2 separate regions of the Homo sapiens genome follow, and region 2 is linked to region 1. A link is a loop called in an ENCODE intact Hi-C map of the cell type or tissue named here. Cell type or tissue: IMR-90. All regions are shown on one strand. Links, peaks and the distances in the headings refer to the core of each region. The heading gives the core; the rest is flanking DNA.

Region 1 (12,901 bases), core at 2,216-10,215:
ACCAGCCACTGTGGCAAATACGTCAACATATATGGTCACCTTATCCTTACAACAAAGCATACAATTGGTACTATTCTTATCTTCCTGATTTTATAACTGAGGTGCAGAAAATTTGAGCAATTTCCTCAGAGTATACAGAAAGTAATTGGCAGTGCCTGGATACAAATTCAGTTTGAGCCCTGATCCAAGGCTTTTTAGCTATTATGCCATGTTGTGCTCGAACAGAGAGGCATTGGGGGAGGGCATTCTATCGAAACATTCTATCCAAACATTGAAGAAAATAATGACTACCTCCTAGAATGTTGTGAGGATTATTGTGAGATAATATAAGGAAAAGCAGATAGCACAGTGCATACTACATGATAGGCACTCAATAAATGCCTACTTTCTTTCTTCTTTAACTTTTTACCACCAACTCATCCATAAATTCCTTTAGGGATGGGGCCATGCTGTATATGAAGACATGCCTTATCTCCCACAGAACCTAGCATTAATTTGTGATTGATATTTTGACTGATTCATTGATTAAATTAATATGTTAATTAGATTGTGGTTTTGGGACTTAGGTTTGTGTTGCAGTGTACTTCTTAAAGTACTTTTACATTGATTAGCTCAATTTATCAGCACATCAATCCTTAGAGGGAGGTAGGGCAGATGCCTGGCTTTAGTGATAAATGTGAATTCTACTGAGGTAGGAATAGATCAGTGCTAGGAAAAGAGTGAGTATGAACTACGTGCAACTGGATAGAAAGAACAAGAGGAGAAGCCCCCAAACGTGGGAGTCTGGGAAATCTCAAGGAGGTAGTGGCAGAAGACCAGGCTTTTGTTCTGACTGATCTCTTCAGTTCCAACCCTGTCATCAGCCAACTGAGAGAACTTGGAAAAAGTCTTCAGTTTCTCTGAGTCTTAGCTGCCTCATCATTCAGGCATCACTTCATGCTTGGATGTGGGTCTCCATGTCCATCACACTTTATCATCAGTTTTCCACATTAGACTATGACCTCCCTGAGAGCAAACGTTCCGTATTTACTTGTTGTAACTCCAGCATTTAGCACATGCTTGAGTTATAGAAGGAGCACAATATCTATTGCATAAATGATGAATGAATAATTTAGATAAAAAGAGAAAAGAGCCGGGCGTGGTGTCTCACGCCTGTAATCCCAGCACTTTGGGAGGCTGAGGCGGGTAGATCACGAGGTCAGGAGATCAAGACCATACTGGCTAACATGGTGAAACCCTGTCTCTACTAAAAATACAAAAAAAATTAGCCGGGTGTGGTGGCAGGTGCCTGTAGTCCCAGCTACTCGGGAGGCTGAGGCAGGAGAATGGTGTGAACCTGGGAGGCGGATCTTGCAGTGAGCTGAGATAGCGCCACTGCACTCCAGCCTGGGTGACTGAGCAAGACTCTGTCTCAAAAAAAAAAAAAAAAAAAAAAAGAGAGAGAGAGAAAAGAGGAGAGGAGAAACAAGGTCAATGTCATAGATGCAGACCTAAGGTACCACGAGAGGAAGCAAATAGGAAACAAGCTGAGCCAGAGAGATGGTCCTGCCCATAATGGGGCATTTAATGAGGTGGATACTATCATGTCTGATTATGAACTTAAAGAGTCACGGGCTTCCCCAGTGACTTTAATAGCAGCCTGTCCTTTCTATTTGTTTAGCCCAACTTCATTTTTGGAGATAGCACAAAAGTGAATTTTAGCCCTGGCTTTACCCAAAAGGCCACATATTCCAGAGAGTTGAGAAGGCTGAATTAGTGGGGTATGTATTAGTGAGATTTTACACTGTTGAGGTGTTGCAGTGTACTTTGTGAACATGGCCATAATCAGTATTCATCTGCACAATAAGCCTCCATTCCTTTGGGATCCCTTTTTTCTCACTCTTCAAGGTCCTTGTTCAAAGGCCAGCTTCTATACTTGCTTGTAAAATTCTGGGCTCACGTCTAGGGGCAGCTTACGCTTCCTCCGCTCTATAACTTCCCTTTTTTTTTCCTTGCCCAGGGTCCATTTCAGCAGAACTTCATGGACCAAGAAGCCACAAGCAACTGGGAAACAGTCCTTTCTTTTGTTTGGAGCTTAACAATATGGGGTTAGGCCCAAGGAACCATTGATCAGCAAATCAACCCAAAACTTACAAGATATCTCTTACCTACCATTACAAGGGGATGCTGTAGTTCTTTCCACTCATTAGATGACTTAGATTAAAATTTTCAGGTCCTGGGTACAGGTAGTCTTTGGGACCAACAAGAAAGGGATCTAAGTACACATCCCAGGAGAGAGCCAGCTAGCAGCTGTAGCTCATCTCACTTCTGAAGTGTGTCCTCACCCAACTGTGAAAATGACCTAATTGTGTACAGACAACAGCAATTGTACAGGGAAAATAATACAGTAATGCAAATATCCAAACCAAATTGGAAAAGCAAAGCAATAAGAAGCCAGAAAACATTAGATCATTCGAATTGCAACCTGGCCAAGACAGCATCTGGGCGTGCATCCTCTGCCCTGCTTTTGTTCACATACCATCTCTAATGCCTCTCTGCATTTCTAGAATAAACCCTCTGGGTGACTGTACTCTAAGGAATAAGGTTTCTTTCAGTGTTCCTTCAGAAGCGGCAGGGACTTCCCCACTAGAATATTTCAGTAGAATACTTCCCCAGTAGAATGCTTCAGTAGGCTTCCAGGGCAAAAAGGGCCTTTCTCACTCTGAAGGGGTGGGTGGAAGAGTGGTGTACCTTTAGCAGCGTTATGTATTTTAATTGTGTGACCAAGGCAGATCATGCTTATTCTGTGCTTATTTTCCTTCCTCACTGGGTCATTTCCACTTTAGTTCTGAAAACAGAAAACAATTGACTAAATGAAGAGCCTTCCTGACTGAGCCTTGGATCTCGCTGTGGGTTTGGACAAAGAGATAGGGGTGTTTCCACTCTTCTCCCTCTACCTATCGTAAAGGTGTGCAAATCGGCCTTTGAGTCTGAGGAATAATGCGATCTCTCCTGGCACAATCTTATTTCTGTTTCTCTGCTGAGCAGCCCCCTTTCCCTTCTATGGGGAAATCACTCCTGGACAGGCTCTAGAGTCGGAAGTGGGATCTAGACAGGATAGGTGACCTCTTCAAGCTTTGGATCCCTCACGTGGTAAGCAAGAATAAATTTATTATTAATAGTATCATATTCATATTAATATTATGACTATATAATAGTATAATAATCCTGCCTTTGGGGTTTGTGAGGAGGCAGTGTTATAGAGAGCTGCTCAGAGCACCTGGCACCGAGTGAGTACTACCGAAATGGTAGGTTTTCTTATCACCACTTGGCTGTCCAACCTCCTATCCACTACCTCAGTGGGCCATCAGATACCTCAGCACAATTTCAGCGAGGAAGCAGCCAAGGGGCATTTCTGGTGATAATAAGTTTCACTGGATTCATGACAGTGAAACAAAGAATGACATTTCCCCAATGAAATTCCTCCTCACCTTCAGCTAGTGAGGGCTGGACCTTTTACTATAGGATCAGGGGCAAGCCCCTGCACAATCCCAGTTGCCTAGTTGCTTGAGAATTTCTTCATGTCAGTGGATCTCCATTTGTCAGGAATATGAAGCCTTTAAAAGCTGGGGCTCTGGGAAGAGGGAGAATCAGAGGGGAGAACCAGGGACCACAGACAGACAAACCCACCTTCCTGCATCAGCCAGGGAAAGGAATGCCTCCCAAGCTAGCCCGTCCGGAAGCTGCACCCAGGGACTGCCCGGGAAGGAAGCATAACACCGGCTTCAGATAAGTGATCCTGGGCAGAGATAGTTCCACAGTGCCCTTGGGGCGAGGAGCCACGGGAAGTAGAGTGAAACAAAATCTTTAAAAAGTGCTGGATTCTAATCCCTGCACTCTCCCTTCCCAGCCTGTGGGCGTGGGCCAGGTGCTGGCCTTCGTTAGGCTGGAGGGTTGCATTTGTAAAATGTGTCTGACAGCAATACCGCCTGGAGGGTCGCCGGGAGGGTAATCTGGGGCCCGCGGCCGGGCGTGCCCAGGAGGCCCGCGGCGATGGCAGGGGTGGGACTTACCAGCGTCCCCTCGCTGGAGCGACCGGGCCGAGAGGGGCACCCCATGCCCCCGCAGCCACACGCCGTCGGTCCTGAGGGACGGGTCGCGCCTGTCCTCCCGCGGGGACCGACCTGACCCGAGCCGCCCTCAGGTTCCACAAAGCTGGGGCACGGCCCCCGGGTCTCCGCGTGCGTCAAGCGCCAGCGGCGTGACTCCCGGGCTGGGGCTGGCGCTCGCGCGTCAGGTCGTGGCCATTGTCTTGCAGGAGGCCCGCGCCAGGCTGGCGGCGCAGCGGTCACCGAATAGGGGCCCTGCTTAATCGCAAATGGTGCAACCCAGTTTTTGATGTTCTAAACTATTACCATACAAGAGAAAAGAATAAAAAGATTTAGAGAAAGGAAAGGAAAGGAAAAGAACCCAAGTTTATATCTGTTATTTGTTGCCATGGGATCTAGGTCAGCTGTAAACATATGCAGCTCCTTTTTATTTAAAACAAAACAACAAAACAAAACAAAAAAACCTTTCAAGCTATGTACTGCAGTGGACAAAGATTACACCGTGTTTGTGTTGCAATGTTGCTATGGAAATGCATATGGTGGAAATTTGCAGAGAAGTCGAAGGAAGTCATATGTATGCATGACAAACATGAAGTTCGAGAGTGCCTGAGTGCCTCTCAGCCTGGCTGGGTGTGCCTGCGCCCTAAGGAGGGAGGCAAAGGTGTTAGAGTCAAAAAGTGGAGGGTTTAATTCAGTTCTGCCACCCAGTAGCTGTGTGGCCTTGGGCAAGTTACTGGGCCACTGCTGAGCTTTACTCTTCTCTGAAACGGGGAATGACAACCCCTACTGTGCATCATTGTTGTCAAGATGGAAACAAGATGGCAGGTCTTGAGCACTGTACACAGTAAGTGCTTAATAAATGTTTCTGGCGTGATGGCAGCAGTCCCAATTATGCGCCAAGAATTTAGGGTCATTCATCGAATGGTCTAAAAATGTTCAGAAAGGTCCTTCAGAAAGGTGCTCTGGCCTGACCAGAGGACAACACTGCCAAGATTTGGCTGCAGTTTGGGCTTTGAGACTTGGAGCACTGTGGGGAAGCTGAGTGTGTTCAGTGCTGGCCAGACTTGGTTGTGTAGACAGTTGTCATCACACTGGACGATACAGAAAAATACAGACACTCAGTTGTCAAGGGAACTGCAGGTGATCCACTCCAAAAAATGGGAATGCGGAGTCAATGAGATGAAGTTGCATGGCAAGTTGGTAATATATGTCAGGTGCAGTGCTGTGGCCTCTCAGCTTCAGGCTCCGTGATCCTCCCACTCCATGTGGCTGGCAGCGGGCTAGCCTTCCCATGCTCCAGCACCTTTAGGAGAACAGAAGATCATGTTTAAAGTGCTTACACTCCAGATGAATACTTTTGGAAGACTGGATAATTATTATAATTGTAACAATTTAATTTTCAAGTTAATTTATGAAACCAACCAGGGAGGTACTCTGCACACACCTTTGTGCATTTTGGCTTGCATTTTGAAAGATCTACAGACCTGTTGGAGTGCTTGCTGTCTGTGCACCCCACCCCCCAGCCCCAATATACCCACTAGAGGTTGGCAAAACACACTCTGAGAGCTTGTGGCCACCTTAATCAAGTTGCTAGATCTATCTGCACCCCATTTTTTGATCTGGAAAATGAAGATGTCAGACTAGGTGACTTATGAGGTCCTTCTAGCTCTAACTGGCTGTGACTGTACTGTCATTCATCTATCTTGAATAGAATACAAAAGATCTTTTTCAGTGTTCTAGACCATCAGTGTTCTAACCTACATTAGGAAACAATGAGGGAAAAAGTCTGCATCCTCCCTCAACAGGACATTCTAGTTTCTCTTGGTTCCTTGATGGGCCTTCAGAAATAAGCATAGAAACTATCCCAGCTCACCCATGCTTTTCCTGGGCATGCCTTCCCTCCTTGCCCCAGCCTGGAGACTTCACAATTGGGCCAACTGTTCCTCACCTGCGAGGGCATATGTAGTCCTGATTGAATGGGCTTCTGTCTTTGCTTCTGCTTTTTCTCCACCTTCACTGTGACTCAAGCCACTCTTTAAAAACTAATAGAGAGTGAAAAGGCAAGGTGGAGGGACCCAAGCAATTTTGTTTTTAAACTGTCTTTCTTTTTTTTTTTTTTTTTTTTTTTTGAGACTGTGTTTTGCTCTTGTTGCCCAAGCTGGAGTGCAGTGGTGCGATCTCAGCTCACTGCAACCTCTGCCTTCTGGGTTCAAGTGATTCTCCTGCCTCAGTCTCCCGAGCAGCTGGGATTACAGGCATGTGCCACCACGCCCAGCTAATTTTGTATTTTTAGTAGAGACAGGGTTTCTCCATGTTGGTCAGGCTGGTCTCACACTCCCAACCTCAGGTGATCCACCCACCTTGGCTTCCCAAAGTGCTGGGATTACAGGCCTGAGCCACCGCACACAGCCTAAACTTTCTTTTTAAACTATAAGCCACGTAACTTTGTCATCATTCTTTGTATACCTCAATGGAAGTTGTTTGGTTATTTTCCTGGCAAAATGGTCAAGGTGTGTGTTTAGATGGGAAATATATATGTAAATCAACTCTCTCTTTCTCTCTCCATATGTATATGTGTATGCTAAAGTCTTAAATTTGAAAAAATATATCTGCCATAAATGGCCATGGTACCAGTCACCTCATTAGTGCAATAGACATTGCCTCTCACATTTAAGACATTAGTATCTTGGCAAATGATATTAATTATGTGTCTAATGATAGGATTACTAATGACTTTCAAAGACCATAACTTTTCCCCTTTCTTCTGCCCCCCAATTATTTTGATTTGGGTTACACATTGGTAGAGATGTAGGAATACAACTTAGCTCAATGTGGCTCTACTCCCAGCTCTGTCATTAACCAGCTATGTGACCTTAGACAGCCCTTTCTGGACCTTTTCCTCATTTGAAAAGCAAAGGACAGCCTTGGGCCATCTCTCAGATGTCTTCTGCACTAGCCATCTTGGGTTCTGCCACCCTTCAGCCTGAAGAGGTTGTCTGCTGCCAGCTACTGTTGACTCTTGGAACTTCTGTTCACAAGAGGCTTGTCCTCGGGCTCTAACCAACTCTCAAAATCTTTTGCATTCGAAATCTTTTGCACTCTAAACTTCATCTCAGGAATGAAGACTGAGGCTTTTGCTCAGTCTTGGTTTCAAAACCCGAGTCAGGAAGAACTTTCCATTTAAAGGCTAGTTCAAGAGCTCTAGCCATTCCCAGGGTAGGCAGGTCACATTTCCGGGGTGTTTGCTCTGTCAGCTGATGTTTTCTTATCTCCTGTTCACTCATTCGAGGTTAACATTCCATTGCTTTGCCTTCTTCAGATTCCTGCCAGTTCAGCTTGTGTGCCCCAGTGAAAGCTTTCTCTATGAGTGTTTCTCATCTCTGCTCTCTTTTTGGAGAAGTTTCCAGGAAGGAATGTGATATAATTGCATGCAATACAGCTGAACAGTGTGTAGTTATCCAGGAGTAGCCTCCACAGGTTCCTGGGCCAGAGAAACGGCAGCCCCTGGTGACAGGGGCTTTCTATCCCTGCCTTGCTGGGAGAGTATGTGATCTCCCCTGCACCCTCTCCTCTTGGCTGCAGTGGGTATAAAACACCTTTCAATAGATGCCAGATTGAAAAGTCACTAAAAAGTAACATGTCTTATTCAGCATTCTACTACTCATCAGAGAAAATTGTTATAAAGCATTTAAATGGAAAATTCTTTCTGGACTTGGTAAGGTTTGTTTTCAACTTGCCCCACAAGCTCTTACTTTTCTTTTCCTATGCTTATTCTTCCTACCTTTTCTTGCCTGCCACAAGAAAGGTGAAAGCCAGGGGATGATTTTCTTTTTTTAATATTATCTTGGGTTTTCTGTAACTTTTTTGCTGCTAGAATAACCGAATGAGATCATGACCAATTTGAAGGGATATCTGGCAGCCACTATAATTATCTGTTACAGGTTGGCAGGTAAATAGAGAAGTGGTCTTTTAGGGTCCACGTGAGGAAAAGGCCCATGTGGGGAGAACGGATGCAGTGGGCCAAAGAACAGTATTATTCTGGTAAAACAGAGCCTGTGGTGCCATGAGACACATCATTTGCCTCCCCCTCTCCTGCTGGACACAGCACAGGCAGCATGTGGTGTTGGGAAAGGCCCTTCTGGAAGGGTGAACCACAGGAATGCAGCCCTGCATGTTGGCTGATGAGCCAATCAGAGCACTGACGATTGGCCCCACACGGATGTACAGATTGGTTCTGCTATGTAACAGCTCATATCTGGAAATAGATATTCCTGTCTGTGCCAGGCTAGGGATGGGGTGAGGCTGGGGACTCATGTGAAGGTCTGGGATTTCAAATTCATAAGCAGGCCACCAGGTTGGACAGCGTGTGCAACTTCGCTCTGTTGGTATTTTGTTCCTGCCCCATGTGTTATGACTTCTTTCCCAAACTGATATTTTCTCCTGAGTCTTAGGGCACAAGAAAGCAAACAAACAGACGGAATACATTAGCCACATCTTTTTTCTTAGACCCTTTGCTGATATTGGTTAAAGCTGCTTTGCTCTTTACTTGGAAGTAGTTTTGACTCTACTTTTAAAGTAACATTTGCCAAGAGAATGCAAACCAGTGCTTTGTCATGATTCCTCATGTTTGGGGAATTTGAGATTTGAGTTCTGGGCTGAGTGGATGAGGCCTCAAAAAGCAAGTCTTATTGAGCTGTGGCCACAGAGACACTGATCAGAATGGGAAGGCTGTGCTCCTTCCCCCCTCCTCACTCTGATGTAACTTTACACAAACCTCAGCTCCGGGCTGCTGGTTTTCATCATTAGATACATCTGGAGATGAATTTTGGATACATGTGGACTCTTTAAGGCATTTACAAAGCACTTTATAGAAATTCAAAGGTTGTGAGGGCAAGACTGAGAGAAGGTGGGTATGACATGTAAGACCTCATGCCAGCTGGGCTCATCCACAGCTGCAAGGGCCTTCACCTATCCAAAGATGTTGTTAAGGATCAACTGAAGGTCAGCGACGTGGGTGAATCTCATAGGTGTAAGGATGAGTGAAATGTGCCAAACATAAGAGTGTATACAGCAGGATTATTTTCATAAAAACTACATGAACAGGGCTTGGTGCAGTGTCTCACACCTTTAATGCCAGCAGTTTGGGAGGCCGAGGCAGAAGGATCACTTAAGCCCAGGAGTCCCAGGAGTTGGAGGTTATAGTGAGATATGATTGTGCCACTACAGCCTGGGCAACAGAGCAAGATCCTGTCTCTAAAAAACAAACAAACAGACAAACAAACCACCACAACAACAAAACTACAGGAATACGCAAAACTAATCTATTCTGTTAAGTCAGGAGAGTAGTTACCATTGGTGACAGTGAGTAACGTCTGGAATAAAAAATGAGAGACTTGGGAAACTAGTAATGCTGGTAATGTTTCTTCTTCAGGGTACTGTTTATAGGGGTATGTTCAGTTTGTGAAAATGTATCCAGCTGTTCACTTTCTGTATGTATATTTCAAGAAAAACATAATTTATGTTTTGAACTGTAAATTATGTTTCTGTTGAAACATACATACAAAGTGAATATACTATAAGTGTACAGCTGGATACATTATGTAAATTATGTTTACTGAGGGGCAGTTCCATGTACATTGACATGTAACTATCTCCAAGGTATAGAGTTAAATGGGAAATGCAAGAAACAAAACAGTATGTATAGTATGCTATACATATATTATACATATATGACTCATACAAATAATGTAATTGTACATGCATAGAACATCTTTGGAAGGACACTAGGAAGAGTGGTTGCCCCTGGGGTACCTAGAGACAGAGGTAGAAGGAGAACTTGCTCTTTTATTCTATGCCTTTTGAATTTTGTATCATGCACTCAAATATTTTACTCAATAAAATTATTCATTAGATATTAATTAATTAATAAGGAAGACTTGCTAAGTGCAACAAACCCATCACCAATCCCAAAAGCACAAATACTATATTATTCTACTTCTATGAGGGACCTACAGTGCTCAAATTTATAGAGACAGGAAATAACATAGTGATTGCCAGGGGCTGGAGGAAGGGGAGCATGGAGAGTTAATGTTTAATGGGTACTGAGTTTCAGTTTGGGATGATGAGAAAGTTCTGGAGATGGATGGTGGTGATGGTTGCACAACAATGTGAATATACTTGATGCCACTAAGCTGTACACTTAAAAATTATTAAAAAGATAAATTTTATGTTGAGTATATTTTGCCACAAAATATTTTAATATGTGAATTAAGGCTAAACAGCCATTTTACGATTAGTGTAAATTTATGTATTGGCTCTACCACTTGCAAGCTGTGTTTTAACCTCCCCATGTCTCCATTTCTTTGTTTCCTTATCTGGCAAGTCGGGTAGTATTAGTACCACCTTAAGGGGCTGTTGTAAGAATTAAATGAAAGAATACATGTAAAATGCTTAGAATAGTCCTTGGAACATAAGTGCTTAAGAAATATTATCATTATTGTTTTTTATTATATGTTGTGAAGTAGGAAAGCAAATTACAGAATTATCTCTGTAATACCATCCCCTTTATACTTTGTGGGGAGAATACATGCATATGTGTGCATGCGCACGTACCTAATGTACTCACGCATCCGTCATGTATTGATCAAATACTGTGTGCTGGACATTGTGCTAAGGGTTGGGCAGACACTGGTGGTGTCAGGGTGGAGAATGGTGATGGTGGTGGGGTTGTTTAAATAGAGAAGTCACAGGAGACCTCTCTGAGTAGTTGACAATTCCGAGAAGGTTGTAGCAGCCATGAGGGAGCCATGCAAAGAGGAGAAGAGCTTCCCAGACAAAGGCGGTATCATGATGTGAGATGCCAAGTTGGAAGGCCTCTTGTGGGTGAGTAAAAAAGAGGATTGTCAGAGGAGGTTGGAATATACATAGGCAATTCTAGAAAGATGGAGAAGAAACTGTTAATAGTGGTTTCCGCAGGGAAGTATTCAGGGAGGTGTGGGAAGGAGGGTGTGGAGTGGAGAAAAGGAATTTTACTTCTTACTTTATTCCCTTCTCTACAGTTTGAATTATGTACCATAAGGATGTATTTTGTCATTAGAAAAAAAGGCTGGTTAATAAAAAATTGAGGAACCTTAATCATTAATAGTAAGAAATCTAATAGCCTTTCCTTCTTTCAAGAATCACCTCATCTCAACTCTCCAGTTACTTTTCATGAAGCGAGAGTGTAATGTCATTTATATCTACTCATTGGTCTGAAAGTAGGGCAGAGGTTACCTTCTGCTATCTATTCAGTAATCTTTTTCTTTGAGTCAGTAATGGCTTCTTCTAATTCCCTTCTGTGAAACTCCTGAACCATCTTTTCCACTAGGACTATTTTTACTCTTTTTTTAAGGGATTTCAAATTCATTTAAGATTCTTACTTTGGGTCACTGCAATAACAGACATATGCAGGAGCAGCTACTCAGCCTTTCCAGTTGGAGTAGAATGGGGACAAGGAATGACCAAAAGAGACTGAGGTCAAAGGAAGAACTAAAGCACTGTCCCTCAAAATGCATTCTGGAAGCTCCATTGGGCTGGGTGCTTTACTTCTCTGGATCTCCCCTGGGGTCCCCAGAGCCTTACTAAAGTTAGGGTTTCTCTGTAGAGTGTTCTGAAAAGCAGAGAAAGCTTTTCCTTGTCCAAATGGAATCCCAGCAGTGGTTAAGATTGCTTAGACTCATACCCATGAATCAAGGCAATGGATGATGTCTTCTAGGACAGATGTCAAAACCAGCTCTGAGGCAAGGTGCGGTGTGAGCAGGGAGAGGGTAGGCTAGATGTCTCCTAGCATTTTCAATCCTCTAAACTGAGCTACAGTCAGAAAGGAGGAAAACAGAGCATCTGATCTGTCTGTGGCCTGCCTCACTGAGAATTTCATTGCCTGCACGGCAGCAGGAGAAATAAGGTGAATAACACCAATTTGAAACCCCATGCTTGGCTATGTGTATGCCCATCCCGTACTCCAAATATCTCTCCTGCATCCCCTTTGTTAATTCCCTGGACATTTTTATAACTGTTTCCAACCGGAAGAAGTGCATGAATTGATACTTTGGCATCAGGCTAGATGTGCCACTCGGGTTTCTTCTCTCCCAAGCTGCCCCTCCTGCTGTGTGTGTGTGATGTCTAAAGGCCTCCCCATCTGGACACTCACCCACGGCATTGGACATTTTCCTTTCAGGTTTATCCCACGCAGTCCTATTCCAGGAATGCCTCCTCTTCCCCACACCACTTAGTGTGTAGACAACTCACTCTGCCAACAATAAGCAATAGTATGAACAATAAACTAGTATTTATTGAGCACTTATTATGTGTCAGGCTGTATTCTAACTACTTTATGTGGATTAACTCACTCCCCATCCAGTTCTCTGAAGAAGGTGTGGTTATTGTCTCTGTTTACAGTTGAGGAAACTGAGGCACAGAGTGGATGCTTTCATGGCATTTCTCTTCTGCCAGTGATCTCCACTCTGTGAGCGAGCCAGCCAGTCTCTGCGTTTAGCCAGCGCCTGCCACAGGGGTCTGGCTCTTAGTGAATGATTGCTCCTGGATCTCCCAAACTCTTCATATACTTTCACATCCTGAGCAAAAAAATGCTTCCCAAGATTCCTCCTGCCAGCTCCATCTGTGAAACTTGTGGGCCGGTATTTGAATAAGAATGACTAAAGGGGGAAGAGGTTTTATGAACTTCAGACTGTGAACTCAAGGAAGAGAGTGAGTCAGGCCTCCACATTCCTGAAATACTTTCAGGAGGCTCAGTGACCTCAGACAATAAGAACCTG
Region 2 (12,901 bases), core at 1,935-9,934, 270 kb before region 1:
ATGGGGAGCTAGTATTTAATGGGTACAGAGTTTCAGTTTGGGAAGATGAAAAAGTTCTGGTAACGGTTACACAACATTGTGAATGCACTTACTGCCACAAACTTTACATTTAAAAATGGTTAAAATAGTAAATTTTATGTTGTGTGTATCTTACCACAAAAGCAAAAAAAAAAAAAGAATAGCAATAGACAGAAAAGTTGGGTGGAAGGATCCATAGGAAAGCTAAGGTAAGGAAAGTGTCTAAAACATCTTCACACACCACTTTTCCTACAAGTATTGCCTTTATTTGTCCAGGGTTTACAGGGATTGCCTGGAAGTACAGGTGACAGAGGACTTCCAGGAGAGCCAGTAAGTTTATCTTTATACTTTTCTAATTGTGTCTTTCTCATAAAATACATTTACATTTCCATTATTGCTCTGCTGTGCTGTGACTGGTATGTTTTAGAAAGCAGCATTTATCATAGACACCATAGACTAATCACATAGAATGAAAAATAATAGTTTATAGTGCCTTTCTGGTTGCATATAGTCAAATATGGTGCTGTTTTTCTGGAGCTGTTAAATCTGAGCATATTTCTATTTTCAACAAATAAAACTCTGTTTTATTGAATCTCAGAAATTCTCTTTCTGAATGGCTTGCTGTTCTTATAATTATTATGTTGCCACACACGCACAATCACATTTATGAGGCAATTTCTATAATTAGAAGACCATACAGAGAGAAGCCAAATTTTACATCTGATGGGCCAAAATGTGCAAACATGACAGAAATGCAGTTACATCAACAGTACAAAAGCTTGCATCAATACAAAAACTTATGAAATCATTATGAAATAGTTTCATAAATATGATTCAATTATGGAGTTTCCATGGACGGTACGTTGTGAAAAGGAAAGACCTGTCACACCTACTTTCTTACAATTTATTCTTTTTTGCCAATGAAGTCATTCTTCTGGTTAATAGTGTCAGATGTAATGTGCTATAATGTGCTTCTAAGATGTACAATACAATATAGTCTTTCAAACAACTGCATTGATTTTATTATCGGTTGACACAAAGGTTTACAGGTGGCTTTTGTATAATTCATTTAGTTAGTAGCAAATGGAAAATTCTAACACTAAAAGAGCTATTCTTACCTTAGCTTTTTCCTCATTTATATACTTAATCTGTGATATAAGCTCTCAAACAATAAGTGAAGATTTGACAGTATTTATAGTTCTTTCCAAATAAAGAATCTTAGATATGTTGTTGATTTTTTAAGCTAAATCCTTCTTGGTTTTCTCCCTATTATGTATATCTTAACCTGCCATTTCAATTCTGATATTTATCTGACCTAAAATAATGCAACTCTCTTTAGCATTATTTACTTAAGTATATCCCCTAAAAAGTCTGTACACTGCTTGAAATCAGAGACCATTTCTTTTATCTTTGTAATCCCCTTTCCTGGTATAATGTCTGGTATATATAAGTAAGTGCCAGATAGGGATAGAAATGAGGCAGGTGACAAAACACTCATAGATTTATGAGGGCTATTGCCAACATTTTTAATTTTTATCCTTAGAACAAAGGATGTTATTAAAGGGCTCGGGCTAGCTTTATTATCAGATTATTTAGTTTATTATCTGATATCTATTTTGTAAACATCAGTCAAATTACAAAATGGAGGGAGCCAAGAATGGCTGGCTGTTGCAATAATCCAGATAAAAAATGGCAGGACCTTTTTTATGAGCAGGGAAAAGAAGTGGACAGACTAATTCAAAAGGAGATAAAACCAATAGGTAATAAAGACTCTGTATGTGAAGTATAATTCTTAAATTTCTGGCTTATTGTATTAAAGAGTTGATGATACTATTCACTGAAACAAAAAAAAACACGGAAAAGTAGGTTTGAGAATGGAAGATTATAAATTCAGTTTAACTGTTGAATTTCAGGTGTCTTTGAGAAACATGAAGTTGGCAGTTGGCTTCAGAGTAGAGGAATACACTGAAGTTAAAAAATGTTGGATTCATTGCCTATGGAAAGAGTATAGAAGTGAGAAAAGAAAAAGATCTAAGGCTGAGGCTTAAAGAACTACAACATTTACAAAACGCTGGCAGAAAAGGTTGAAACTGCACAAGAAACTGAGAGAATAAGAGGAAAATCAGACATGTAAGTTAGGAGTTTCAGCCATAAACATAACCCATCTTAAAATCTTCATGATAATATTAGATCCCCTTAGAAGTACGTAGGCATAAAGTAGGATAGGTAAACTACAGCCCTCAGTCCAGTTATACTTCTGTAAATCAAATTTTATTGAAACACAGCCACAACGATTCCCTTATGTATGGATGGCTGCTTTCATACTATAACAGCAAAGTTTAAAAGTTTTGACAGAGACCACATGACCCACAAGCCTAAAATACTTACTGTCTTGCCCTTGAAAAAAAAAAAAAGTTTGCTGACCCCTGATGTAGATTTTAATCACACACGTACAGAAAGAAAATGTCTAATCAATGCAAACCTTGTAACAAATAATGTCCCTTGGTTTATGTAGTGTTCAACCTGCACAACTGTACCCAATCGCCTTCAATAAGAGGAGAATGGTGATATTTGTCCATTCTCTCTTTTATTATTTTGTTCATTTATTCTTCCGTTTCAGAAGACAAGTTGAAAAAAAATCTCCTGACCTAAATAAATATAGTTAATATCTGTTAATTATTGAAAACTGACTTTAAAGAGGGAACAAGGGGAATGCTGTACTCTAAAATTAACTCTTCATAAGCTTGCTTTATAATATCCCCTTGTAAATTTTAAAATATTATTTTCTAGCTACTCTTTCTTAGATACCAGAAGTCATTTCCACTTACCTCAAAAAATAGTTAACAGGATTCTCAAGTTAACTAAAAGTGTATAATAAAACTTCACTCAGTTCCTCATTAGATCACTTGTAAAGATAAAGTGGCAACAGTCTCGGAAACAAAAGATAAGAGTACTCTATATCAGCATCTCAGTCAGACAAAGAGAGCAGCCAAAATAAAGTGGCAGATGAATTTCACTTACAAATGTAATTGTAAAAATCTAAACAAAAAATTAAGTAAAATTTAACCATGTATATAAAGAATTATCCACCTTAATGAAGTAAAAGGAAGAATTACAATCAAGGAAAAGTTTGTTATTAAGAAATCTATTAATATATCACAGATATAATGAGAAATACAAAAGCAAGTAGTCTAAAATTTAGCAACCATTTTTTTTTTCTTTTTTAAGACAGAGTCTCGCTCTGTCGCCCAGGCTAGAGTACAGTGGTGCAATCTTGGCTCACTGCAACCTCCGCCTCCCAGGTTCAAGCGATTCTCCTACCTCAGCCTCCCGAGTAGCTGGGACTACAGGTGCATGCCACCACGCCCCAATAATTTTTTGTATTTTTAGTAGAGACAGGATTTCACCGTGTTAGCCAGGATGGTCTTGATCTCCTGACCTTGTGATCCACCCGCCTCTGCCTCCCAAAGTGCTGGGATTACAGGTGTGAGCCACCACATCCAGCCAACCATTTTTGATTCTTTAAAAATCATCGCATGGGGGCCAAGCACGGTGGCTCACGCCTGTAATCCCAGCACTTTGGGAGGCCGAGGCAGATGGATCACTTGAGGTCAGGAGTTCAAGACCAGTCTGACCAATATAGTGAAACCCCACCTCTACTAAAAATACAAAAGATTAGCCAGATGTGGTGGTGCACACCTGTAGTCCCAGCTACTCGAGAGGCTGAGGCAGAATTGCTTTAACCCAGGAGGCAAGCCAAGATCGCACAACTGCACTCCAACCTGGGTGATAGAGTGAGATTCCATCTCAAAAAAAAAAAAAGTTATTGTGTGTGGAACACAATTTGGCTTCTAGCTGAATCCAGTCTCCCCCCTAAAAAAGATTTAAAAATCATAATGTGAAAGTTGTCAGAATCAAAATGGAGTCACTGATGTTAAGAAAATAAAAGAAAAACCTGACAAATAGAGCTGAAGGCCATAAAGACAGAGTTCTCATTCTTAGATGCCTGATAACAAAAACTATCACAAAAAATTGCAAAAATCACAACCTTGCCCAAAGGACATTTGCACCCATATACAAAAAATACTTCTGAAAAGACATCTGCCCAGCAACAGCCTGTCCAGCCTTGGACTGGTGTCACCATTGTTGTTGATATTTTTAGCCAAGGATAATCATTTCAAAACAATTATATAATCCTCATTTTTCCTTTAAAAACCATTACCTTCCTTTATCTCCCTGAATATGTGCATAGCTTACTATGGCATGCATATTCCCATTGCAATGCTCTATTCCAAAATAAATTCGTTATTTATTTTAGAGAGCCTCTTTCTCTTTGTCATTTAGGTTGACAATAGTAAAGTGTTTTCTGAGTTGGGCACGGTGGCTCACACCTGTAAACCCAGCACTTTGGGAGGCCAAAGCAGGTGGATCACCTGAGGTCAGGAGTTTGAGATCAGCCTGGCCAACATTTAGTTTCTACTTAAAAAAAAAATATATATATATATATATATACACACAAAAATTAGCCAGCCATGGTGGTGGGTGCCTGTAATCCCAGCTGCTCAGGAACCTGAGGTAGGAGAATTACTTGAACCTGGGAGGCGGAGGTTGCAGTGAGCCGAGATCGCGCCACTGCACTCCAGCCTGGGTGACGGAACAAGACTCTGCCTCTAAATAAGTAAATAAATAAATGTGTTTTCTGGTATGAAATGTAAGGAATTTGGAAGTCATCACTCCCATCCTCAAAACAAGAAAAAAAGATGGACATACTGAAAATCAACAACTCTTCTTAGATCTGTCAGAGAATTAAGGTTACAAGACAAACTACTGCCCCCAAAATGGAGAGACAGACAGGCAACTACATAGCCCACACCGGGACAGTAGGGACACTTTAAACTATAATTAGCAAATTACTGGAGACTCAGTGTAGACCAGCTTGAGTGTTAAAAAACTCAGAGAGGGCCCAGTCTTTGGGAGGCCCCTACATGTTCCTGAGTTTTACTTCCTCCCAGAGCCCTAACAGGTTCTTACTTTAAAGATAGAGAAAAATTCCCTCTGACTTCCAGCAGAGGGAGAGGGATAGTAAGCATTTTGAAAAACACCTAGAATTCTCTGATCTCCTTAACAGTTCTTGCCCTCCAGGGAAATTATTTATCAGAGAATAAACTGGTGTTTTACCAAAGACTAACTGACCTTTGGGAAAGGAAAACCTAATTTCACCTCCCTCTAGCCTTCAGCTGGAGGAAGAGAAATATTCCACTCCAGCCCCCTCTGGCCTTTGATGTGGAAGAAGGGTAATATCCAATTCAGACTCACTAAAAGACTGAGACCTAATTGTAGAACTATAGAATGCCCTTCCTACACTCATACCTTACAATCAAATCAGTGGGGTTCCTGTGCAATAACAGATTATAGCTAAAGGAACTGTGCCACAAACCCTATTTAAAGAGTCCCTCAGAAAGGCTAAATAAAACAGGGGAGTAAAAAACAATGACATTAGAGGACATTTTAGCCTGAGACACCATAGCTACAACAACCAGTAAACACAGCCTAACCCCCAGCCAGATAATATCAAATATCACATTAAAGGCCTATTCACCTTGGTTTCATTTACATTTACATCATGTCTGGCTTTCAAAAAAAATTATAAGGCAAGGTAAAAGGCAAAAACAGTCTACAGAGACAAGCAGAAACAGACTCAGGGATAGCAGACATTTTGGAATTATGAAACTGGGAATTTCAAAGTGAAAGAGAAATAAAGTCTTTCTCAAACAAAAATTTAAAGAATTTGTCACTAGCAGACCAGCAAGAAATGTTAAAAGAAGTTCTTCAGAGAGAAGAAAAGTGGCATAGGTAAGAAACTCATCTAGGAAAGGAGTGTTGGCGAAGGAATAAATAAAGGTAAAATAAAATATTTTTATAATTCTTAATTGATCTAACAGACAATTTGTACAAAATAATAATAGCAACAGTGTATTCGGTATTGTATCTCATGGATAAGTCAAATGTTATAAGGAACAAGAGGGAGGAATTGTTATAAAGTATTGGCACTACTCATGAAGTGGTATAGTGTTATTTGAAAATGGACTTGATCAATGGCCATAGCACCCTGAATGTTCTCAATCTCATCTGATCTTGGATGCTAAACAGGGTCAGGACTGGTTAGTACAGGGATTGGAGATGGCCTAGGAATACCACGTGCTGTAGGGTTTTTAAAAAAAGAAAGAAAATGGACTTGGGTTAATTGTAAATATGTATTGCAAACTCTAGAGTGGCCACTTTAAAAAGTTTTAAAAGTAGTATAGTTTGTATGCTAAACCAGGAAAGAAAATGAAATCATATAAAACGCTTAATTAAAATGAGAGGCCAGACTGGGCACAGTGGCTCATGCCTATAATCCTAGCACTTTAGGAGGCCGAGGCAGGTAGATTGCTTGTGGTCAGGAGTTTGAGACCAGCCTGGACAACATGGTAAAACCCCATCTCTACCAAAAAACGCAAAAATTAGTTGGACATGGTGGGACTCTCCTGTAGTCCCAGCTACTCAGGGGGCTGAAGTGGGAGAATCTCTTGAACCCAGGAGGCAGAGTTTGCAGTGCACCGAGATCATGCCACTACACTCCAGCCTGGATGACAGAGTGAGACTCTATCTCAAAAAAGAAATAGACATAAAAATTAAAATAAAATAAAATGAGAAGCCAAAAACATTAAAAAGAAGAAGAAGAAGACGAAAGAAGAAGAAGCAATAAAGAATAAAGACAACAAATGAAAACTAACGCAGTCCACAGTTGATATATACTAACTCAATGATATCATAGTCACTTAAATGTCAATGGTTTAAGTATACCACTTAAGAAATAAGAGATTGCCAAAGTGAATAGGAAAGCAAAACCCAATTGTATGTTGTCTTCAAGAAATCCATGTGAAATATGAAGGAAAGTATACCATGCTAACGCTATTCAAAGGAAAGCTGGAAATATTTATATTTCAGAGAAAGCAGACTTCAGAACAAGGAAAATTGTCAGGGTAAAGAGAGACATGGTGCAATGATAGCAGGGTCATTTCTCCAAGCTAGGATAACAGTACTTAATGCACCTGACGACGGAGCATCAAAATACATGAAGCAAATGCTGAGATAATTTTCAAGGAAAAATAGATGACTCTATTATTATAGTTGGAGACAATAACACCCCTCTATCAGTAATTGAGAGACCCAGCAGGCAGAAAATTAGTCAAGAGAGAGTTAGTACCGTAAGTCAACTAGATCTAATTTACATTTATAAAATATGTTATCCAACAACAGTAGAATGCACATGCTTCACAAACTGACATGGAACACTCACCAAGATAGACCAAATTCTGGGCCATAAAACACCTTAACAAATTTTTTTATTCGTGTGTTTTTTGTTTTTTGTTTTTTGTTTTTTGAGACGGAGTCTTGCTCTGTCGCCCAGGCTGGAGTGCAGTGGCCGATCTCGGCTCACTGCAAGCTCCGCCTCCCGGGTTCGCGCCATTCTCCTTCCTCAGCCTCTCCAAGTAGCTGGGACTACAGGCGCCCGCCACCATGCCCGGCTAATTTTTTGTATTTTTAGTAGAGACGGGTTTCACCGTGGTCTCGATCTCCTGACCTCGTGAACCGCCCGCCTCAGCCTCCCAAAGTGCTGGGATTACAAGCGTGAGCCACTGCGCCCGGCCAACAACAAATTTAAAAGACTAGACATCATACAATGTTTGCTCTCACACCACAGTAACAGAAAATGGCTGGAAAATCCCAAAACATTTGGAGATTAAATAATACACTTTTAATAACTTATTGGTCAAAGAAGGAGTTTCAGGAATAATTTAAAAATATTTTGAACTAAATGAAAATATAGTTTGTCAAAATTCGTGGGATGCAGTGCCTAGAGGGAAATTTATAGCACTGAATAAGAGGAAAGAAGAAATACTTAAGATTAGTAATCTAAGCTTCCATCCTAGGAAACTATAAAAGAAAAGCAAATTAAATACAAAGTAAGCAGAAGAAAATAAGTAATAAAAATCAGCAGAAATCAGTGAAATTGAAAACAGGAAAACAATAGAGAACATCAATGCAACCAAAATTAATCAACCTCAGGCCAGGCTAACCAAGGGGAAAAAAAGGAGAAAATACAAATTACTAATATCAGAAGTGAAAGAGAGGCCATCACTACTGATCTCATTAACATTAAAATGACAATAAATGGATATTATGAGCAATTCTATTTTCACAAATTTTTTTTTCTGTTTTGAGACAGAGTCTCGTTCTGTCACCCAGGCTGGAATGCAGTGGCGTGATCTCAGCTCACTGCAACCTCCACCTCCTGGGTTCAAGTGATTCTCCTGCCTCAGCCTCCTGGGTAGCTGGGATTACAGGTGCGTACCACCACACCTGGCTAATTTTTTTTTTTTTGTATTTTTAGTAGAAATGGGGTTTCACCAGGTTGGTCAGGCTGGTCTCAAACTCCTGACCTCGTGATCGGCCCGCCTCGGCCTCCCAATATTTCCACAAATTTGATAACTTAAATGAAATAGACCAATTCCTTAAAAGACGTATTTTACCAAAACTCATATAAACAGAAAGGGATAACCTGAATAGGTTTGATTTGATTTGATTTGATTTGATTTGATATCCATCAATATCTTCCTCAACCTGTATTGATAAAGAAATAGAATCAATCACTAATAACCTTCTAAAACAGAAAGTACTGGTTCCAGGTTATCTCATTGGTGAATTCAACTAAACATTTAAAGAACATATGATACCAATTATGTACAAGCTGTTCCAGAAAATAGAAACAATAGAATATTTCCTAATTATGTGAGGCCACACACATGAGGCCATTATGTGAGCATTACCTTAAAAACAAAACCAGACAAACACATCACAAGAAAACTATAGACCAATATCATTCATGAACATAGATGTAAAATCCTCAACAAAATATTAGCAAATTGAATCAAACAATGTATAAACAGAATTATGCATCATAACCCAGTGGAATTTTTTCCAGGTATACAAGGCTGGTTTAACAGTAGAATGTCAATTAATGTAATCCATCACCTCAATAAGCTAAATGAAAATGTAATATGAAAAGATGCAGAAAAATAATTTGACAAAATCCAACAACAATTCAAGATAAAAAAAAAACTCTCAAACTTGGAATAAAGGGGCACTTCCTCAGCTTTTTGAAAAACATATTTTTTAAAAAACCTTATAGCCAACATTATACTTACTGGTGAGAAAACTAGATACTTTTCTTTTAAGAACAAGGGAATAAGGAAAACATGTTCCTCCTTTGTTAAATTTTGACTCCTATTCAGCATAGTTCTGGAAGTCCTAGCTAGTGCAATAAGAAAAGAAAAGAAAAAGTATACAAATTTGGAAAGAAGAAATAAAACTGTCTTTCTTTGTATATGGCATGGCTGTCTGTGTAAAAAATCTTCAAGAACTGATTTTTTAAACTCCCGAAACTAATAAGCAGTTATAATGAGATTGTAGCATAACAGGGTATAAGTTAATATACAAAAGTCAATTGCTTTTCTATATTAACAGCAATGAGCAATTGGAATTTAAAATGAAAAACACAATACTATTTACATTAGCACCAAAAAAGAGAGAAAGAAATAGTTGTAACTCTAACAAAATATATACAAGATCTATATGAGGTAAACTTTTATCAAAGAAATTAAAGATCTACATAAATGGAAGGATATTTCATGGTTATGGGTAGAAAGACTCAATATTGTTGAGATATTAGTTCTTCACAAATGGATCTATCAAGTCAATTCAATTCTAATCAAAATCCAAGCAAGTTACATTGTAGATATTAACAGATTCTGAAGTTCCTATGGAAAGGCAAAAGACCCAGAATAGCCAATACAATATTGAAGAACAAACTTGGAGAACTGACACTGACTTCAAGATTTACTGTAAAACTACAGTAATCAAGACAGTGTGATATTGGCAAAAGAATAGACAAGTACGATTGACCCTTGAACAACACGGGTTTGAACTGCAAAGGTCCTCTTATTTGTGGATTTTCTTTCACCTCCGCTACCCCTGAGACAGTGAGAACAACCCCTTCCCTTCTTCCACCTCCTCAGCCTACTCAGCATGGAGACAATGAGGATGAAGATCTTGATGATGCTCTACTTCCACTTAAGAATACAGTATTCTTTATTCTAGCTTACTTTAAAATACAGTATACAATACATATAACATATAAAATATGTGTTAAACAGCTGCTTATGTTATTAGTAAGGCATCCAGTCAACAGTAGGCTATAAGTGGTTACATTTTGGAGGAGTCAAAAGTTGTACTCAGATTTTTAACTCTGCAGGAGGTTGGCACTGTAACCCTTATGTTGTTTTAAGTGTCGACTGTAGATCATTGGAACAGAGTGGTAAGCCCAGAAATAGAACAGTTATACTCTTTGTTCTACACAATATACACAACATATAGTCACAAATAAAATCAAGTGATCTGTGACAAAGGAGCAAAGGCAATACAATGGATAGTCTTTTCAACAAATTATGCTGGAACAAATAGATATCCACATGCAAAACGTGAATCTAGATGCAGATCTTACACCTTACACACACACACACACACACACACACACACACCCTCAAAATGAATCATAGACTTAAATGTAAAAAACAAAGCCATAAAACTCCTAAAATATAAACATAGAGAAAATCTATGTGACCTGAGGTTTGTTGATGAGTTTTTAGCTATATCACCAAAAGCACAACCCATGAAAGAAAAAACTGGTAAGTTGGACTTCATTAACATCTTTTTAAATCTGCCTTGAAAAAACACTGTTAAGAGAATGAAGAGACAGTCCACAGACTGGGAGAAAATATTTTCAAAACATATATCTGATAAAAGACTTGTATCCAAAATATAGAAAAAAAAATTAAAACTCAACAATTTTCTTTAAAAACCAGTTAAAATGTTGGCAAAAATCTGAACAGACACCACACCAAAGAAGATATAGAAATGGCATAGAAGAATGTAAAAATATGCTCAACATCATATGTCATTAGTAAATTACAAATTAAAACAATAATGACATACCACTATACATCTGTTAGAATGGCTGAAATCTAAAACTTTGATAATGCCACAGGTTGGCAAGGATGTGGAGCAACAGGAGCTCTCATTCATTGCTGGTGAGAATGCAAAATGGTACAGCCAATTTGGAAGACAGTATGGCAGTTTTTTAAGAAGCTAGGCATACTCTTAACATATGATCCAGTGATCACAATCCTTAGTGTTTACCCAAATGAGTTGAAAACTTATGTCCACACAAAAACCTGTACAAGAATGTTTATAGCAGCTTTATTTATAGGTGCAAAAAATTTGAAGCAACCAATATGAACCAATATGTCTGCTATAATTGGACCGTGTTTCCCCAAAATTCATATGTTGAAATCCCAATTCCCAAGGTAATGGTATTATAGGGCAGGATCTTTGAGGTGCTGTGCCCTCATGATTGGGAGTAGTGTCTTTGTAAAAGATGCACGAGAGAGCTAGCTCATTTCTTCTAACATGTGAGGACACAACTAGAAGGCACCATCTATGAAGCAGCAAGTGGGCCTTCACCAGACACTGAATCTGCCAGCACCTTGATCTTGGACTTTCCAGCCTCCAGAACTGTGGGAAATAAATTTGTGTGGTTTATAAGCTATTAATTTATACTATTTTGTTATAGAATCCTGAGTGAACTAAAACAATGTCCAATGAATAAATGGATAAACAAACTGTGGTATATCCATACAATGGAATATTATTCAGCATTAAAAATAAATGAGCTATCAAGCCACAAAAATGTATAAAGGAACTTTAAATGCATACTGCTAAGTTAAAGAAGTCAGTATGAAAAGGTTACATGCTGTATGATTCCAACTATATGACACTCTTGAGGGGTAAAACTGTACAGTCAGTAAAAAAAAAGATCATATATTTACTTCTTTAAGATGCAAATTTGTTTGTCACATATTTGCTAGGAATTTTAAGTAGATGAATGACTATCACATACATTAGATAAGATACCTTGTCAAAATGCTTAGCACAATATATGATACTTATGAGGTGCTTAATAAATGTTGAATGAATGAGTGCATTAAAGAATAAAAGAATGAATGCCACTCTTTTCTTTTTAATATAAGCATAGCTTAGTAAATTTATTTTAAAAACACACATGAAGCTGGGCGCAGTGGCTCATGCCTGTAATCCCGGCACTTTGGGAGGCTGAGGCAGGTGGATCACCTGAGGTCAGGAGTTCATGACCAGCCTGGTCAACATAGTGAAATCCCATCTCTACTACAAATATGAAAATTAGCCATGCGTGGTGGCAATTGCCTGTAATCCCAGCTACTTGGGAGGCAGAGGGAGGAGAATCGCTTGAACCTGGGAGGCGGAGGTTGCAGTGAGTGGAGACTGCACCATTGCACTTCAGCCTGGGCAACCAGAGTGAAACTCAGTCTCAAAAACAAAAACACACACACATACATGAATCAATTAAAGATATAATTTTGTTTATACAGAGTAAAGTAATATGCTGATAAATGTATTATGTATTTACATAATCATGTGTTATGTGTTATATTATAAAACCCATATCCAGATGAATACATTTACTGACATAGAGTAAACTTTTATTCTCATATCTTAAATTTTATTTTAATATAGGGACTGCGAGGACTGCAAGGTGATGTTGGACCTCCTGGAGAAATGGGCATGGAGGTAAATTTTTTGTGGCTAGTTCTTCTTCATAAATATTCTACTTTTTGTAAGACTCTAAGGTAAAATTAATAATTAAATATATACTATGAGGAATAATTCTATAGTATTGTTTCAT

What was found. Hi-C counts contacts between places; a loop is a spot of excess contacts. Peaks named below come from ENCODE experiments on the same cell type or tissue, not always from the same donor. Only the 100,000 strongest peaks of a DNase experiment are listed, where the experiment ranks them.
Region 2: it touches region 1 in a loop (2.4-fold over the local background); 5 of 110 quality-filtered maps call a loop at or near these places.

What each region holds. Positions count from the first base shown.
Region 1 is chr1:85,607,450-85,620,350 of GRCh38, reverse strand. It overlaps LOC112268231 (a long non-coding RNA gene), which reads right to left and starts at 1,430. Exons shown (of 2, transcript XR_002958331.2): 1 at 1-1,430. RefSeq lists enhancers at 12,106-12,901, 12,179-12,901. In IMR-90, for the core only: a CTCF peak has its summit at 7,099; DNase peaks (open chromatin) are centred at 2,540, 7,390, 8,250 and 8,760; H3K27ac peaks cover 3,973 bases.
Region 2 is chr1:85,877,007-85,889,907 of GRCh38, reverse strand. COL24A1 (collagen type XXIV alpha 1 chain) reads left to right here. Exons shown (of 60, transcript NM_152890.7): 32 at 295-348; 33 at 12,733-12,786. It also overlaps the pseudogene RNA5SP51. Among named protein-coding and RNA genes, the nearest start is that of ZNHIT6, 180 kb to the right of the region's middle. In IMR-90, for the core only: a CTCF peak has its summit at 5,094 (motif pointing right); no DNase peak of the experiment used is centred there.